2 separate regions of the Homo sapiens genome follow, and region 2 is linked to region 1. A link is a loop called in an ENCODE intact Hi-C map of the cell type or tissue named here. Cell type or tissue: PC-9. All regions are shown on one strand.

Region 1 (5,000 bases):
TAATCTGTTGTAATAACTATTAAGACCTACTTTGATCAAAATATTTCAGAGAGGCTTTCCTCCATAATAATAACTGAAGACTCCTACCCCTGTCTCTACCCTAAGTAAAACAGAACAAAAACAAAAAAAAATCTTAATATCAGAAGGCTACTATGAACTCAGCAACACCTTTAAATGTATTTTAATTGCATTACATCAGCATCCACATGCTTTTGGAAGATAATCATGCATACACAAGTGACATCTATCATCTAACTGGAATGCCTGGTCACTAATGGGTTCACAGGCTCTATCAAATAATTCCCATGGCTGAAGAGGCCCATGGTTCACAAATGGAGAACAAAAACATTTCACGAGGCCAAGTTTAAACAACTGTTTTCTAAACATAATATTTTTAGGCCTATCTCAAAAAGAAAAGATGTAGTTTAGACCCAAAGCCTTCACTCAACCGACTAAATCTGATCTCTGATTATAGCCCTTATACAAACTACTCCATATGAAATACTGCCACACCCAGAATCACATGATATTCATGGGCTACTTTCAGTCATTACACCATAAAAACCTTCAGTTTTAAAATATAAAACTGTACCTCCAGTTTTGTAATGTAAGACTGAATTGCTGATGGTAATGTAAAGATCATTAAGTTCAACCCCTCCGTTTACAGGTGAGGAAATTGAGGTCTAGAGAGAAGTGACCAATCTAAGGCACTACTAGTGGCCAAACCAGGTTTGAACACAACCCTGAACACTTCTCCTTTTATTTCGTAACATTTGGAAAAGTCTGTTATATGCTAACAACTTCCGATCATTACAATAAAGAAATCAGGCAGCTGGTTTAAATACCTCTATTTAGTCAACCATGCCAGACATTTATTATTTGGAATATTATAGCCAGCAGAAGTTAGATTTTTAAAAGTTATTTATATTTCAATTAATCAGGGCTGCTCTTCAGAATTAAGACTTGCTCTTTATTGTTGGTTTCTCAAGCACTAAAAGGGGGCTCTAATTGGTTGATTCCTCCTTCTCTTTTCCAATACACAGCAACTGGCATCAACCCAACTGGATTCCAAAGAGATTATGGAAGTGCTTTCCCTTCAGAGTTCCACTAATGTTCTTAATTGACTGGTTACCAGGTAATACCCAGAATAAAACAAAGCCTTGCTTTTAGAACTGAGTGCAGTGGTGTAGGACTGAATTCAGAATCAGTCAATTAGATAAAATAATGAAGCCCAGAGGCAGCCTGACCATCTCAATGTCTGATTTGAAAAGTAGTGACTAGTTTAAACCTTCTTAAAAAGTATTCCTTTTACAAATTGTATGGCTAATTGTACAGGGCTAAGCAAGAACAATTTCAGAGAATTTTCTCTCTCCTCCTTTTTAGTTTTGGTAGTAAGGATAATGGTAATGTGAGGGGGAAAAACAAGAAATTCACAATCCAGGCACATACAGTTGATAAATGAATCAACTGCATACAACATTCAGGTAGAAAGTCCATGCAGGAGTTTTGGGAAGTAATAATTCTGTGGCACAATTGTGAACTGTTCCCTCGTTCCTGTTGCTAAACTAAATGCAGAGAATCTTGGATATTTTTATGACAACTATGAATCAGGTGGCATTTCTTCCCCTCCCCCAAAGTCAGCAAATAACATCGTCATGGATTATATAACAAGATCAAGGAAAGCCTTAAGACCTTCATAGACAACAAAGGGCTTTTTTATTAAGCAGATATTTGGGCTGTTTTTGTAGCTGCCAGGAAATGAGACAGCAAGAGTCACCTCTATAGAATTTTATTATAGAAGGAAAACAGAAAAACCAAGTGACACTATTAAAGGTGCACAATACACTCTATTAATTTAGATGTGGCACATGAATGACATGTATCCCCATAAATATTGTGGGGCCCCTTCTCTTTTTTACAGTAGGAAGGTCCCTAATATTTATCATTGACAAACTGTGGACAAAGTCTGAAAATCTTACTACTTAATTGTCATTCTGATTTCATTTCTGAGTGGAGATTACTATTTTTGCCTGTCCAGATGGTAAAACATAAGCTTAAATTGTACACAAAACTTAATATGACAAAGCAAAACATTAAAGAAAAGTACTTGTTAATTTGTTACCTGATTGTTGCTTGTTTTCTTATTTATCTCTAAGTTTTTATCTACCACACATAGTTAAATCCCTGCCCTGAATGTATGTCAAACAATATTAAGTCATAATAACCATATTATAAGGGAACTTTACTACAACTGAAAAGAAAAAATTATGTATTAAAAAAATCTTTTAAATGTATGTTTAACCTTCTAATAACATTAAAAGTTTACTATTATAATACTTCCCCCATCTACTCGCCCACCGTTACCCTCACCTCTCACTCAGGTAACAAAGAATAAAACGATAACCGATTTTCATGGCCTCAAAATAGGATTCCTTGTGTTCAATGTTCAGGATTAAGATAAAGGGGCTGCTTAAGTAATTACGGACCCACATCATGGATGACATAAGACAAATTCCCCCTTTGTGGCAACTGCTTATTTGATTTTCAGACCAAATAAAAACAAGGGTTAAATATTCAATCACGAATGTGTGGCAGGTAGAGGGCAGAGGATCACTATTTTCGATTGACTAGTATGTGTTATGTAAGTAAACGGGGCAGATGAGGATCTGGCCCATGCACAAGATGCATTTAGTTTGAACTGAGTTGGTTTCCATTCAGAGGCTAGAGGGAGAAAGGCTTCAGTCCGATCCTATGACGATGTCGGCATTCACATACATCACATGATTTTCTTTCCTAGGCATTTCCCCTTACCCTCCCCGCCTTATAAAAACCCAAAGACAAAAACAACAGCAACCCCAAATCTGAAAGGGGGTAATCGCACTGCTCAAAATCCACACCTTTGTAAGCTCAACCTACACAGTACAGTGAGGAATCCAACAAATCCGGATCAAAAGTAAATCAGAAAGCAGGCAGTTGTTCAAAATTAAGAATAGGCCCTTCACTTTTCATACAAAAAAATCATGCCACACAATTTCGCCCTCTTCTTCCTCACAATAGAAGTTACCTCAACACAGAAGCCCAGGTCCCATCCTACAGCACAGCTAAGCCAAGGCAAGAGAAAGACTGTTTAGGATGTTCCATTTCCGCAGTCAAGAGAGGGAGAGTACAGGAGGAGAAGAAACACGCTTCATTCCTACATAGCCACACACACATTTAATTGTAGCCCAGTTTAAATTATACTCTTTGCTATTTAACGTCCTCCATTACTTATGAGGCTTTGAGAATTAAGGCAACTTTCTAATTCTTAGGAGACTTAAGTCACTCCCCTGTTACGCTACTTTGAATTACTTGGTATCATCCAAACCGAGCAAGAAAGAGCCAGCCTAGTTCAGGAAGGCTTCAGCCAGACACGCAGGCAGCTGCCGGCCGACTCTGAGTCTTAAAGACTTAATGATATTTAAAGATCCCTCAATTCGCCAGACACATTTGATACCACACACTAATAATTTACTTGGAAGGAGAAATTTGATTATAAATCCGAGTAAAATTAACTGGTTTGCGTTATCCATTTCTTCTTCTTTTTTATTTCTTTGAGATGGAGTTTCAGTCTTGTCGCCCAGGCTGGAGTGCAATGGCTTGATCTTGGCTCACTGCAACCTCCGCCTGCCAGGTTCAAGCGGTTCTCCTGCCTCAGCCTCCCAAGTAGCTGGGATTACAGGCGCCCGCTACCGCGCCCTGCTAATTTTTACATTTTTAGTAGAGACGGGTTTCACCATGTTGGCCAGGCTGGTCTTGAACTCCTGGTGATCCACCCACCTTGGCCTCCCAAAGCCCTGGGATTACAGGCGTGAGCCACCACGCCCAGCCTATCCACTTCTTCTTTATGGTACTTTGAATCTGCCCCATTAAATGTCCCTTAAAGGAAAATGTCCATCTAATCCTTTAAAAAGGTTGGAGGTTAGGGTACCAGTAATCTGTTCTTATTTTGCCACAGGCAAACCAATTTAAATAGAAAAAGGTTAAATACTGTAAGAAATTATATACTCTCCCCACCATTCCTACCTGAAATAAATCATTCTAATATTAAAGCAACAGAACCTATTTTAGTAGGACTTCCTTTCATTTTGAAAAAAAATTATTTATTCCCAAATTACTTCAAATTTATAACATATGAAATAAATAAGTGACAAAATTTAGCAACTCTCATAGCAGGTTTCCAGAGCTATTTCAGCCTGCACAGAGTCAGTATCTGTATAAAATACTTGTTCTAATGCCTCTCTACCAGTATACAACATGTGTTCTCTAAGTCAACTAAGTGACTGCAATTTGGAATATAGGAATATTAGTAAAATGGTGTATCGAAAGAAAAGTTAAGGTTTCCTATTATTTATTACATATTTTTAAGTAGCACTAAATTCTATCCCAACTGTAAAGATACAGAATTTAAATAATCCCCACAGCCACTCTCTTACAATGATATAAAAAAAACTTTTATAAAACTGATGAAACAAGCTTTGTGTACTAAACTTTCAACTTGAGTTTCATGATTTTCTTCTAGAAAGGTTATTATAAATTCTTTTGCTTAGCAACAAAGAAAAGAAGCACAGATGGAATCATCACTTGCCCACTCATTTAAGCATTTGTTTCAAACAAATTTACAGCAATGAAAAATAGTCAGGGAAGGGTCTCTAAATTTAACACGTAGATAAAGCAAGAAAAAATATGAAAGTGTTTTAAAATGCAAGGTCACAACACCTTTGGCAGTCAGGAATTAAATACATAGCATTTTTGGAGTAGATCCATAGCTCTTAAAATAAAGCGATGCATGAAACACGTGAGGCAGTGATGTATAACATGCTTCCACTACTTCCTCTACATATGCAATAGGTTTCCTGGGCACCATGGGGATATGTAAAAGACTGGCACTTTAAACAACTTGCATTTCTGAATGCAATCATTATTGCTTACATTCAAATTAAGTACTTGAAATGCCTGAAACT
Region 2 (5,000 bases), 120 kb after region 1:
AAAGCCACCACCCGCCAGGATCCTGCTGGAGCCTCATGCTGACCACCCGGCTCTAGGGCCCAGTTGCTCCCTCTCCATCTCTCACTGCTCGGAGCAAATGGATCTTGTGCTGCAGGCAATAACTTCAGGAACCCACTCAAATGTCAGTGGGGGATCTATGTTCCATGGCCACAGGGGCCTTCTGGAAAAGAGAGGTTTCCAGAAGCAGTGGGTACTGTGGCCAGTAGGAACACCCTAGCTGATTGCCATGATGACCAGTGGGGTGTTGCCTTTCCTTTCTGTGCTCCTATACTCCCTCTTCCTTCCTCCAGTACAAACTAGCCCCATGCTACTAGAAGGTACTCAATGACAGGCTGCCTCCTCTGGCTTTGAGTAAAAGCCTGAACTTGAGTTATTATGCTGCAGGGGAGGGAGAGAGCCAAGTGCCTTTGAGTGCAGTGAGACAGAGGGAGACTGACCAGGACTGGGTGGGGGTGGAAACTTCAGTGACCAATGGAAATGGCTGAGTGGCACATTTAATTCAGGGAGGCTAGACCCTGGCACAGCAGTACAATAGATGCCTACCTATAGGGGCCCCCACAGAAGGGATGAGGAGAAGATCAGCAGTAGCCAAGTCTGCAAGGTTGGACTGAAGACTGATTTCAGGTGGGAGCTTCACAGATGGTGCATTGCCCTGAAGAAGAGGGGTCCTGGGCCAGGCGCGGGTGGCTCACGCCTGTAATCCCACCACTTTGGGAGGCTCAGGAGGGGGATCACTTGAGCTCAGGAGTTCATGACCAGCTTGGCCGACATGGCGAAACCCTGTCTCTACTAAAAAATACAAAAATTAGCTGGGTGTGGTGGCACACACCTGTAGTCCCAAGCTACTCCACTTTGGATTTTATGTCCACTTTGTCACTGGATCCTCACAAGAGGCAACAGAATCCCTTGAACCTGGGAGGCAGAGGTTGCAGTGACCTGAGATGGCACCACTGCACCCAGCCTGGGTGGCAGAGTGAGACTCTGTCTCAAAAAAATATAAAATAAGAGAGGTCCCCCCCATCTCATCTCACAACTGAGATCAATTTTTCAGCTACCTCAGCAAGAACGTGGAGTCGGGGTCAGATTTAATTAGACCTCAAGGAAATAAAATAATGTAACATTTCTTATGCAGTCAAGTTTATGGAGTAGGATGCATATCCCAGGATCTTAATTAATAGGACACAGACATCGTCATAACAGTGAGGTCTTTATCAGGGACTATCTGGTTGCTAGAAATGACCTTTTACTAAGAAAAGTTTACATAAATGGGAACTAGCCATCAAGATTCAAAGCAATCTCACAACTGAGGCTGCAGAAAGTGGGCGGGGCTTCCAGAGAGCTAAAGTGTCCTCCCCATGTCTCGCTGGGGCTCCTGGGGTGCTGCCCTGCTTCTCTCCAATCACATGCTCCATCACTGTCTCTGCAGATCCACATTGTCTGTAGGTTTTTTCTTCTTCCTTTTCCAGAAGTTCAGCCCACCTGGGATTTTAATGTACAGGGCTCAGATCTGGTCCAGCCCTCAGCCACCTCTGGGGGAGGCAGGAAAGTCAAGTGATAAAGACCCAGGTCATATTCTGTCTATGGAACTTTGTTACTGCAGGTGCCAGTGGAGTAGCATTGCAGCCAAATTGCAGCAATGCAGACAAACTACATCCACATCCCTCCTTTCCCCACCGATCTATCCCGTGTGTCCATGTTGCTGAGAAGAGGCCCGTGCTGAAAACGTCAACCAACAGATGCTAACGGTAGATATAGGCTCAAAAGATCTCAGGGAATGTCCTTCCCAATATATAAAACCCATGTTCACTTCACGCCTTAAATTCTTTATCTGCTGTGTCAGTTCCAAGAAATGTTTTGTTTCAGAGTTAGTAGAACTTATTTGGAATTTCCTATTGGAATTTCAGTCCATGGTATATAGTATTTACATAAACAAAATAATATAGGTTCCTCTAGAGATACCTTACAATTATTTTTAGTATATACTATATATACTAAAAATGGAAATATTTAGCTTCTGGTATATTTTTAGTATATATAATATGTACTATACTCAACTATACTAAATATGTACATTAATATATACTAAGCTATACTAAAATATTCTAAAAGCTAAATATTTTGATTTTTACTTTAAACTTTTTTCTTGGAGAATTGGGATGCATCGTAACCAGCTACATGCCATAATCTGACAAACATGGTCCTTCATTAAACTTGATTTCCTCATCTATAAAATGGGTATACAAACAGAGCTTACTTTGCAGGGTTGATGTGAGAACGAAATAAAGCTCAGCAAACACTAGTCTTTCTTCTTCTTATAACCTTGCATCGAAGGGCTAACACTATCTAATTGATCCAGAGCCTGGATCTCTTGGTTTAAATTCTCCAAAGGATTCATCTGATTGGCTGTGAAGTGTGTCTCTCCAGGTTCAGGAATATTCCAGAGCCAGGTTGGAGGAGAAGGATCACGTGAAGCAAGCATGAGCGCACAAGCTAACCTTGCGGCTGGTGGGGAGGGTGATTGCTGAGAAGCCAGGATAGGCAGGACTGCCACGGCAGATGCAGAATTGACAATAAGAAGATTCTAGAGTCCTAGAGCTGGAAAGGCAATTGAGACCATCTGGCCCAGTCTCTCCAGTTTTCCATGTTTAGAAACCAAGGCTCTGAGAAACATAGTGACCTACTTGAGTATTGACCTACACAGTGAATCAGAGGCAGGAGCTCTGCTCTTCCCACCCTGCATCCTATCTAAAGGGGCAGGAGGACTGCCAGGCAGGGAGGCCAGCCCATCACTCACCCTCCTACCTCACCATCTCAGAGCTCTGAGTTAGCTGGTGTTGCAGCCTCCTCCTGTCAACACCCTGGAATCCAGGCTGCAGGAAGTGCTCAGTCTCCTGGCCTTCTGCTGCCCAGCCCTGGCCACCTGTACAACCAGGTTCCACCCATTCCTTCCAGCTAAGCAGGTTTGATGGCCACATGCATGCCTCCCTCCATACGTTTGCTCAGGTAGTTCCCTTACCTGGAATGCCCACCTTCCACTCCCCACCCTCCTGAGTTCCACAGACTCTGCTGGAGGCCACACCCTCTGAGAGGTCTTCCCTGACGCATATCCCTACCCTACTCCAACCTAACAATTTCTGTGTCTTTTTCTCTCTCTGCACTGTCAACTGCCACCTGCCCCATCCAGGGGGCACATAGTCACATATTGCCTGCCAATTTTAATTCAATTATAAGTTCTCTGTTGAGGTTCAAAACCTTGTCTCAATCATTGCAACAACAAAGCACCCAGTGCTGTGCTGGGTGCCTGGAAGGTGGTCAGTAAACATTCGTTGAAGGAGTGAGTGAATGGAGTGAGTGAACAAAGTGAGCGATTGAGTAATTGATTGTCAGTTGGGAACTGGACCAGCAGGAGCCTTCCTGCTCCAGGATGTCCCCGGAAGGGTGGTGAGGTCCCTGCTTAGAGCAGTCCCGGCAAGTCGTTCACAGGGGCTGAATGCAAGCTCCGTATCACCTGCTGCTCACCACAGCTCACAACAGCCCCGTTATGAGGACACTGAGGCTCAAAGATGAAAGTGATTTGCCGGGGGCCGCCGGGGCAATGTGCACCTGAATGGGGATCAGGCTGACTCCTTGACTTGGGCTCTGACCACCTACCCCATGCACAGATGCAAATGAGCAGGACACACTCTTGACCTTCAGGAGCACCTGGGGTGGGGGTTGTGGGGCTGGCAGAGTGTGGCTGGAGGCCAGCCCTGAAGAAACCATTGAAACCCAGGGGCCCACACACCCCTGGGAAGGAAGCAAAACCAGGGGCAAGTGACCTCTCTCTCGGCATAGCAAAGTCTCTGGGTTCCCTTTGACCTTCAAAACCTCCCTATAATACAGGCAGGACGAGGGTCATTAAATCTGATTCACAGGATGGCAAAATGAGGGTCAGAGAAGTTGGCGGGTGGCCTTGGGAGCCACTCACAAAGACTAGATGGGGAACCAACTTTCCCAGCCTCCTTCCTAACCACCCTTCTCCCCACTGTCCTGTGGGGGAAACCCTGTGCCAGAGGGTCAGTCAACACTTGGTTCCCAAACACACTCTTCGTTATCCAGCTGCCTGGCCTCTGTTACCCTTGCCTGAATGCCCTTTCCCCACCCCAAACTCCGCTACTGCAGGGCCCAGCCCAGATCTCACCTCCTCTCCAAACTTTCCCAGGTCTCCTCTGAGCGAATTGCTCCATCGACCTCAAAGTCTTTCTCTCTATATCATACTATGATTTAGTACCTTTTAAAATAGGAACACAAGTGCCTGGCACAATGCCTGGCCCATCGTAGAGCCCGAGGCAGTATTCTCTGGAATGAAGTGGTACTCAGCAAAGTTTGGTGTAAAGAACGTGTGAATGAGTGAATGAACAAATCAATGGGTCTCTTGCCTACATTTCACTGCTGTTAAGGGGATTCATTTCCATGAAGTAACCTCCAAAGCTCCCAGCACAGAGCTGGGCACAGAGTGGGTGGCTAGTCAGTGCTCGCTGGCATGAGTTGGTTTGAGGCAATGCTGTCTTCTAGGCCACACCTAGCCTAGACTTCCTGACTGGGCCAAATGCCAGCATGAAGGCCCCAGTAGGCATAGCGCCGGGGAGCTGCCTACGGATCTCCCAAAAGGAGCAAAGTCTGCGGCCCTGCCCACCTGCCCACCCTGTCCTGCTAGCTCAGGTGCAGTCCATATTGCCCCAGCCTCCTTCCTGGGCATGCAGTCTGGGGAAGAAAAAGGAGGAGGAAAAATCAGGTTAAACCATATGGCAAAGCTGTTCTTTTAATCAGCAGTCATGGAGCCCTGGAGCGGGGGCCAGGAGACATGGTTGTGAAGCAGGCCACAACAGCTAGTGGACAGGGGCAAAGGCCCTGGCGTCTTCAGGATCTGGGTTCAAATCCTAGCCTGTGGGCTTCAGCTGTCGTGATGCCGGACAAAGCCCACTCCCTCTCTGAGGCTC

The links. Hi-C counts contacts between places; a loop is a spot of excess contacts. Peaks named below come from ENCODE experiments on the same cell type or tissue, not always from the same donor. Only the 100,000 strongest peaks of a DNase experiment are listed, where the experiment ranks them.
Region 2: it touches region 1 in a loop (7-fold over the local background); 9 of 110 quality-filtered maps call a loop at or near these places.

What each region holds. Positions count from the first base shown.
Region 1 is chr5:173,916,319-173,921,318 of GRCh38, reverse strand. The region is part of intron 2 of CPEB4 (cytoplasmic polyadenylation element binding protein 4); the gene reads right to left. Among named protein-coding and RNA genes, the nearest start is that of CPEB4, 30 kb to the right of the region's middle. RefSeq lists an enhancer at 3,057-3,316. In PC-9, a CTCF peak has its summit at 2,576; DNase peaks (open chromatin) are centred at 1,698, 2,698 and 3,108; H3K4me3 peaks cover 3,074 bases; H3K27ac peaks cover 3,756 bases.
Region 2 is chr5:173,793,691-173,798,690 of GRCh38, reverse strand. It overlaps LOC107986482 (a long non-coding RNA gene), which reads right to left. Exons shown (of 2, transcript XR_001743004.2): 2 at 4,807-5,000. Among named protein-coding and RNA genes, the nearest start is that of LINC01485, 5.2 kb to the right of the region's middle. In PC-9, no CTCF peak of the experiment used is centred here; DNase peaks (open chromatin) are centred at 2,960 and 4,330; H3K27ac peaks cover 2,786 bases.